Linked DNA regions of Mus musculus: region 2 is linked to region 1. Evidence: chromatin contacts called from ENCODE POLR2A ChIA-PET data. All regions are on one chromosome and are shown on one strand. The core of a region is the stretch at or near the end of the contact, and the rest is flanking DNA. Distances in the headings are between cores, read along the strand shown.

Region 1 (4,499 bases), core at 1,238-3,737:
CTGGATTCCTGGCAGTCCCAGAACTCAGTATGTAGGCTGCGTTGGCTTTGAACTCACAGAGATCTACCTACCTCAACTGCTGCCTCCAGAGTGCTGGGATTAAAGGCATGTCCTACCACGTCCAGATCCTAAAATTCTTTAATATCTATATTATTTGAGAAGTCTTTGCTTTTTTTTTTGTTTTGTTTTGTTTTCCGAGACAGGGTTTCTCTGTATTGCCCTGGCTGTCCTGGAACTCACTTTGTAGACCAGGCTGGCCTCGAACTCAGAAATCCACCTGCCTCTGCCTCCCAAGTGCTGGGATTAAAGGTGTGCGCCACCACGCCCGGCTAAATCTTTGCTTTTTTGAGGCAGGGTCTCACTATGTTAGCTCTGGCTTGTTGTGGCCTCCCAATACTGGGGTGAAAGACATGCATGCACTACAACCCAGCAACTATTTGAGAATTCTATGCAATGTTATCATGGATCCAAGGTCTCCAACTCAGGTCAACAGGCTTACGAGGCAAGTGTTTGTACCTGCTGGGTCACCTCACTGTCCATCCCCAAACCTTGTACTTCTGAATGCTCCTAATTTCTTGGCAAGAAAAAAAAGGGGGGAGAGGGAGAGGATTGTGTGTGAGGTCACATATACTCAAAACTATATAAAAGAGATATGGTTCAGCAGTTATGAGTTTTGTACTGCTCTTCCAAGGGACCTCAGTTTGGTATCCAGCAACCACCGAAGGGAATATCACAGAATCTGACACCACTGGCCTCCATAGGCACTGCACTCTTGCATACCCTGCTCCCCACATACATAATAAACAAACATAATCAAATGTAAAAATAAATAAAAACAACAACAGCAACAACAAAAATCAAGAGGGGCTGTAGAGATGGCTCAGTGGTTAAGACTGCTCTTCTAGAGGTCCTGAGTTCAATTCCCAGCAACCACATGGTGGCTCACAACCATCTGTAATGGGATCTGATGCTCTCTTCTGATGTATGTAAAGAAAGTGACAGTGTATAAAATAAATATTTAACAAACAAACAAAAGAGCCAGGATTGCTGGCACACCTTGTGGTTGTGGCACTTGGGAGGCAGCGGCAGGGTTGTCATTACAGCCTACATTACTACAGGAAGACTTTGTTTCAGCGTAGAGCAAAATAAACTAAAGCTAAATGAAACACACAGTAACTTAGCAAAGATCACACAACAGTTTTCAAAAATAGGTTCCAGCATCCTGCCCTGAATCACTGGGATACTCAACACCTGAAATACTCAACGCTTCTGCTCTGTAAGCCACCCTCTGTGGTTCTTTCACTACTGCTAGGGATGGCGAGAAGCTCTTACTCCCGCCATATTTATTCCCTTGAATAACAGTGGCAGCAGGCTCTATTAATCGAGAACTGAACGGAAAGATGAAAAGGGAGGTGTACCCAGTGAGGCGGTTTCGGATAATTTTGACGCTCATCACGGTCTCCCCCATGGTGGCAAAGGCTCTAGAGATGAAGTTCTCATCCATGTAGGGTTCCAGCTGCATAAAAACCAGAGCAGAGAGGAGAGGCTCAGGCCCATGACCCGGAGCCCTGTAAGGGGTGGAGCCCCTCCCACTCTGTCCAGGACCCCCCTCTACAGCACTAGAGAGCCAAGCTTCCTACCACGCAATGGGGAACGGTCCCAACCAACTCCTTTACTTCAAATCGCTCCCCTTGCTGGGAGGCGTGGCACACACCGTTAATCCCAGCACTAGGGAGGCAATGGTAGGTGGAGTCTGTGAGTCTACATAACGAGTTCCAGGACAGACAGAACTATGTGAAGGACCCCATCTCAAAAACAACAAAAGAAAAAACAAAAACAAATAAAATAGCTCCCCTTTATAGAACTCCCTGTGCTTCCAGTCCTAATAACAATTCTTGGGGTTCCTCCCACTCCATCCGCCCAAATCATCCCACTCCAAATCTTTCCAAACTGGAAAGGGGGATTCCAGACCCTCTACCCCATAGAGTCAGCATCTGAGGAATCTTCATTCTGATGCCCAGACTCCACTTTCAAAGACTGGGTGAATAGGTCTCGCTACGAAGCCCAAGCTGGCCTAGAACTCACTATGGAGTCTCGAACTGGTGACGATCTTCCTGCCTCGCCAAGTGCAGGGAGTAAGGCATTGGCCACCACACCCCATCTAGCTTCCCGCTGTCACCAAAACCCTTCCTGTTCACGGCCACCCTTCTGGGATCCGAAGGCCCTCTGCTCTCAGGCCCTTCCTCCCCCTACGACTCGAGACCCTCTTGTTCCCCTCAGAGCAGGGGCGACCCTGACTCACGTCTCCCATCCATAGGCTGGCCGCCATCCCGCACCCGGGCGGGGACCCTGAGGGCCTGTGGCGCGCAACCGCGCCAGTCTGCGCGACCCGGCCCGCCCGGAGCCTAAGCCTGCAGCACCTCCTGCGCACACGCTGCCTCGGCGGCCAGAGCGATCCGGGTTTTCCTCCGACCTGTCCGCCGCTTCCGGCCCCCCCAGGGGGCGTTGCTTCTACGGGCTAGGGAGTGGCTCCACGGGATAGGGGCGTGGCCTCGGCTGGGGCACAGTAGGCCTAGCTGGCACCGGCTCTGAAGAGGGTCTCTGTGGGCGGACTGCCCCGCTCTTTAATAAAACCGCGCAAATGCGTCTATAATTATTGAGTTAAGGTTTGCTCTCTGTAGGGAATACCAAGCATAAGAACGGAAGGACAGCTAGTGACCGAAACCCCTCTGGGAGCGCGGAGGATAAGCTTCCGAGGGACTGTGGAGGAGCCGCGGCCGCACAGTGGTCCTCTTGCCCTGCATCCCAGCGAGGACTTTTTGGAAGATGTAGTGGGATTCTTCATTTTCTTAAAGCCCTGAGGTGGAGAGAACTAAAGGACGGTTCTTGATGGTACACTCAAAGTCCATCGTTTTGTGTGTAGTTGGGGGTGGGGAGAGTCGGCGTCGGCATGGTCTCTGTAATCCTTGTTGACCTGTTTAAGTCTGTCTCTAGTCAGAGATCTACTTGCTTCTGCCTGTTTGTTTAATGAACGCCAGTCTTCTCAAAGCATTCCTTCCTTAACGGCTGAGCTTTGGCTCCAGCCCCACACTTTTTTTTTTTTTTTTTTTTTTTTGCCTTGAGACAAGTTTTCATGTTGGTCCCTGGTACAAGCTATATAATCTAGGCTGGCTGTAAACTCTTGGCAATCTTGCTTCAGCTTCCTAAGTGCTAGTTTTACAAGTGAAGGACACCAACCCTGGCTCCTTCCCCGTTTATTATTCTAATCCAATTCACCAAGACTTTACCACAAAGCACAGACGGACCTTTACAGAACCCTCAGTAAACTTGGTTTTTGAGAGCTCCTAAGGTGGTTGTATCCATGCTTCAACATCCAGTTGGTAGCCAACTTAGCAGAGTGGGAAGGTCCTGTGCGTTCAGATTGGTTCTGACAACCAAGTTCATCCTAAGTCCTTTAACTTAGAAAGTTCCCCAAGCCAAGAACTCAAGTCTGAAAACCAGAGGCCAACTATGAGTATAAATTTCCTGTTCCCTTCTGTTACTGTATGAATGATGCTAAGGCACTGGTGAGATGGCTCAGCAGGTAAAAGTGCATTGCACTGAACCTGACAAACACACATGTACACACAAATGTAAAAAAAAAAAAAAAAAGTTTTTCAGAGACTACAGAATGCTTTGGGTCCCATGGGATTGGAGTTAGTATCGTTGTGTAGCACCATGTGGGTGCTGAGAATTGAACCTGGGTCCTCTCCAAGTGCAACTAGTGCTATTAATCAGATCAGAGCCATCTCTCCACCCTGCAGGGAAGGCTACAACTCAAAAGAAGCCTCTGAAACGGACCAATCAGGACCCCTACCCCCCACCCCCCAGAGTAAGCAATAAAAGCAGAGTCCCTCTCAGACCTAGAGGCTGAGCTGCAAAGACATGACTCAGAGAAGCTGTAAAGACTGACCAGCTGCCTGGAAGCAGAAAGCAGCTAAGCTGCCTGAATTCTAAACCAGGGTCACTTAGAAAGGGAACTCTGACTTCCTAAGCTGTACAGTGAGCTGTCACCCATGCTGGGTAAGTTGTGTCACCTCTGCCCCAGTAAGTAATCCCCAGTAAGTTCACTGGTTCACCAAATGAGACTTTGTTGGGATCTGTAATTTCATGTGTTTTGGGCTCCCTACCTGGGGTGAATAGATGTGCCACACAACCCCCAAGGAAAAGGCTTAAATACGCCAGTGGTCGAAAATGCAGGCAAATCAGTAAGAACTTCTAATAATGTGCTCTACTTAAAAACTGGAGGCCGGGCATGGGGGTGCATGCCTTTAATCCCAGCACTCGGGAGGAAGGGGCAGGCGGATTTCTGAGTTCGAGGCCAGCCTGGCCTACAAAGTGAGTTCCAGGACAGCCAAGGCTACACAGAGAAACCCTATCTTGAAAAACCAAAAACCAAAAAACTGGAATTTGGGCCAGGTGTGGTAGTTACATAACTTAAATCAAAAACAAAACAAGAC
Region 2 (4,499 bases), core at 1,269-3,768, 180 kb after region 1:
GTCTGAAACAATTGCGGGGACTATCCATCTGGCCCTCGAGTTTTGAGCACTAGAGTCTGGATGATCGGTACCCCATCTTCTCAGGATCCCACTTAAAACAGACATCTTTTCTTGAGGAGTAGAAGATGTAGAAAAAAATGTTGCAAACATTATCAGCTTTCCCCGAAACTGCAAAGTGACTTTCTTTTTCTTGTTTTTGTTTTTCGAGACAGGGTTTCTCTGTGTAGCCCTGGCTGTCCTGGAACTCACTTTGTAGACCAGGCTGGCCTCGAACTCAGAAATCCACCTGCCTCTGCCTCCCAAGTGCTGGGATTAAAAGCGTGTGCCACCACCGAGCAGAACAAAGTGACTTTCTTAAATCCAATGTGTAATCCTAACAGGCAGGAGGCTGAGGCAGGAAGATAGTCATAAGGTCAAGGCCAGCCTGAACTACAGAGTGAGACCCTGTCTCAAAGAGGATGGGCCTTCCTCTAAGGCATACCCAAGATCTACACAGACCACCTGAGATTTTCTTCCTACAGGCACAGCAGGCAGAGCGCTGTGCGGGCTCTCCTCCTCCCAGAGTAGAGAATAGACTCTGGAAGCCCCTTGAGAGGCACTGGGGGGTGGGGAGAGATGTCAGCTAAAGTCAGTCTTCCAGAAGCTAGCATTTTAAATACAAGGCCAGCCCCCCCCCCCCCGCAGTAAATATGTCCCAGGCACTCTTCATGCATTTGCTTGTATTTTAAGTTAATGTCCAACAACCTTTTAGAGATACTATCAAAATACCCGGTAAGAGACTGCAATCAAAAGCGATCGCTCAGCTGAGATAACCCATCCAGGGAGAAAGTGAAGGGTGGGACTGGAATCCAGCCCTCACCTCCCTCAGTGCTCTGGGGCGCTCACTAACAAAAACAACATTGTTCACAAGGCAGACAAAAGTTATCAGCAAAGAGGCTGAGGCGAGGTGTCCTTTCTGCATACAGATTCCTAAACCATATGAAGAAGCAACAGACTGATGGCTGCCTCCAACGACCCCCCCCCCCCAAGACATTTCCTCAGACATGGGCTGGTTTTAAGATCATACACCTTGGGACTACCACTGTACCTATTTCCAGCCCCGGCAATAGACCTTCCACACTGCTCTAGGCTTAGAAAATCAAAAAGGATCAGTATCTTCTGCAGTGCCAAGCATTCTCCAAAATCCTAGTCACACACAGTCCAGAGAATGAGGGCTAGGCCTCTCTCTGTCCCTTTCGGGCCTCAATTTTCTCATTCTGTAAAATGGGGTTAAAATACGTTTTGTATTTGCTGTCTTTGTCAGACAAAACCTATATCCTGGCATCTAGTAGGTGCTCCATACACGACATAGACTATGTCCACTATCGAGACTGCTGGGAGGGAGACGGGGGCTTTATACTGGCATTATACCTTGTCTCCCTGTGAAGTCTCTCTACGCTCTGAGGAGACAGCAAAACAAACTTTGAGGACCCCAGAACAATTTAATAGGAAGCAATCTATCAAGGGACCAAGGGTTATCCGCTTTCTCCCCTAGCTCTCTCAGGCTGCCGCCGCCGAGGATCAGGCCGCCAGCCAGACCCATAAAGCACTCGGACCAGTCTCCAGATCGGGGGTGCAGGTAAGGACTGAAAAAGGGAATCGACCTTCCCTGGTCAGTCCCAGGTGGTTTACTCCCTTCGCTGAGCGACAGGACCAGAAACCGATCCTAGAAAGAGCTCCCAGCCCGCCTGCCCCCACCGAGAGGAAGGGATTCTGCGGAAGGGGGCGGGGAGGAGGAGTGGTCGGGTCTCTCCGGCCGGGATTTGCCTGGACTTGAAGACGCTCGCTTTAGCAGAGAACAAACCCAAAGAGCCACGAGAAGGCGTCCCCTCTCATTGGCCAGGAGTCCGAAGGAGCCAGGGAGGGCTCCGCATCCCCCTCCCTCCCAGGGTGGTAGTGGGGAGGGTAAAGAGAGAGAGGGCAGTGGGGAGGGGAAGGGAGAGCGGAGGCTGCAGTTGATGCAACCCTAGCCCTAGCTTACGTGCTCTCAGACCCTAAGCCCGGGGGGAGCGCACCAGACTTAGACCGGGTCTGCCCGAAGCTCGGCGGTGGCTGGAGGAGAGCGGGTTCGCCCGGCTGTTGCTTACCTCTCGGGTCTCGGGGCCGGCCACACCACCCCTGGTGAACGGCAGGTAGCCCTTGATCTCGGAATGGCACTCGGAGTCCGCTACGATCATGGTGTACGCCAGGACCCGGCCGCGGCTCGTCCGCGCCTGGGACACCCGAGGGGTCTAGGTCGGGCGCGCACAGGAGGCCGGGACTAGGGGTCGCCGGGGAAGCTCGAGATCCCCGGGCTGTCTCTCGGGATTAGGAGAACCGGCGCTACGGCGATAGACACTCCTTTCAGCCCAGCTTGGAAAACTGCGGCCGGCCTCGGAGGCCTGAGATTGGCCGCGGCGCAGAGGTTTTCACGGCCCGGAGTGCCTCGGAAGTCCGCAGTGGCCAGCGCTGCTCGGGAAGCCGGCGCTCCTCACCATCCCCACCACGGAACTGCCAGCGCTCGCCCGGCTCTGTCAGCCCGCTGCGGTCCCTGGGGGAGGGCGGGGACACAAAAGTCCCACGGCGCAGCCAATCAGATGCCTGTTTCTCGGGGAGGCGGAGCCGACACCTCCCTCCGGAGCCAACCTTCCGTCCAATCAGCATCGACAAGCGCCTGGGAACTCTGGGAGCTGTAGTTGGCCTCGCACAGATGCTGCAAACTTTTGCATGAAGGCGTTAGTCAGGTCTCTGGCAATACCAGATGAGAGTGACAGCCCAAGGAGTCATTAGGGCTGCGTGATGAAACGGGACTTCACGGGGCTGGGCCAGACAGCCAGGTGTGAAATCCCTTCTGAGTAAGTTCTTCAGCTTTCCAGTTCCTGGAGGGACTGGTTAGGTCTGCAGAGAGTTCTAACCACACACATCCAGTTCTTCTAATTATAGATCAAAACCCACAAATTTGAAGCCAAGAGCCACCACCCTGTCCCCTCAGGCCCTGAGGGATCTGCACCTTCAGAAACACTAAACCAAGGAAATCACCTTATTTGTGGAGTCTCTGGAAAAGCCCTCACTGAAATACCCTTGACAATCTCAAATTTAATCTCAATCCTCATTGCTACAATTTCCCCTCTTCTGTCCTGCCTTGGGTGCCTTCACACCGCCTTCCACCCTCCAGGCACTCATGGAAACTTTGTAACTTAGGTGTTTGGCTTGATCTATTTCTCACTTCTCCCTCTGGCCACTCCTCTCTGACTCCTCTTTTTCCATCCACTCCCTAAACGTGGGTGCTCTCCTAGTTTCTGTTTTTAGCCCTCTTTTTCTCTAGACATTCACTCTCATGACTTCCCTACACTCACCTCTTCCATCCAGATCTCAGCACTTTACCCTTGATTCACCCATTCACTTCTACTCATCTCCTTCGCGGTTTTTCTTCAGGCCTCTCCCGTTTCAAGTTTCTCTTTATTCTGGTTAAGGAGTCCTAGACAGAGCTGGAGCTGATTAATCCTCTCAGTTCCTGCCTGAAATAGTCTTGAGTTTAGGCTTATGATACCAAAGGTGATCTCCTGACTTGGTCTAATGCCTTCTGTAGGGAAGGGAGTTCACCTGCATGCTCCTTAGAGCCCTAAACTCGGGCTGGACCTTTCTCTCTGTGTTTTAATACTTTCCATACTGTAACTTGTGTTGTCATATTCTGTGTATTTGTCTTATCTGAAAGTTTTTATTATAAACTTGTTGAGGGCAGTGTCTACATTTAGACTTTTTTTTTTTCTTTCTACCTTATGCCACCTGGCACAACGTGCTTCTAATAATATACCCTTGGCCACTGAATATCCCTTTGGGTTAATTCTTTTCTAAACAACTCTATATCAGATTCAGCTTTCTCCTTAAAAACATAGACTCAGCCGGGCATGGTGGCACACGCCTTTAGTCCCAGCACTTGGGAGGCAGAGGCAGGTGGATTTCTGAGTTCAAGGCCAACCTGGTCTACAGAGTGAGTTCCAGGACAGCCAGGGCTACACAGAAGCCTGTCTCAAAAAACCAAAAACAAATAAACAAACAAATGCATATACTCTGTGGGATGAGGATAGAGGATAATATTACAGTGTCCACTTAGGACCCCAAGGCCTTGGATTCTATTCCCAATACCACACAGACACACGAACAGAAATAACAATAATGTCAGTAGCCAGGCTACATTTTTTTTTTCAGTATTATTTCATCAGCTACTGAATAAAGTGAAACCTCTAGGTGGATCCTCAAGGCCTGCCAAGATACGTTTCAGCCTACATCTTCAGTCTTATCTGTCACACCCATGATCCTTCAACTTTTTCAATACTCCTCTGCAAGTTCTACTCCTTGAAGTGACAGGGAGCCTTTAGAGCTTTCATCCTGTTGGGGGCCTGAGTGAAGCCTTCAAGATGCTGCTCCCTCCGGAAGCCCCCTTCAGCCCTGCTGAAAAGTCACCTTGCCCCTGCTCCTCA

Evidence for each region. ChIA-PET counts read pairs that join two places held with the same protein, here RNA polymerase II (POLR2A).
Region 2: POLR2A ChIA-PET joins it to region 1 with 23 read pairs in embryonic stem cell. The contact joins the promoter of Sesn2 here to the promoter of Trnau1ap in region 1. POLR2A ChIA-PET finds 5 or more read pairs at or near these places in 4 of 5 experiments (Patski and embryonic stem cell).

What each region holds. Positions count from the first base shown.
Region 1 is chr4:132,327,051-132,331,549 of GRCm38, forward strand. It overlaps Trnau1ap (tRNA selenocysteine 1 associated protein 1), which reads right to left and starts at 2,488. Exons shown (of 9, transcript NM_027925.3): 1 at 2,303-2,488; 2 at 1,419-1,516. The coding sequence starts at 2,329.
Region 2 is chr4:132,507,938-132,512,436 of GRCm38, forward strand. It overlaps Sesn2 (sestrin 2), which reads right to left and starts at 2,519. Exons shown (of 10, transcript NM_144907.1): 1 at 2,127-2,519. The coding sequence starts at 2,216.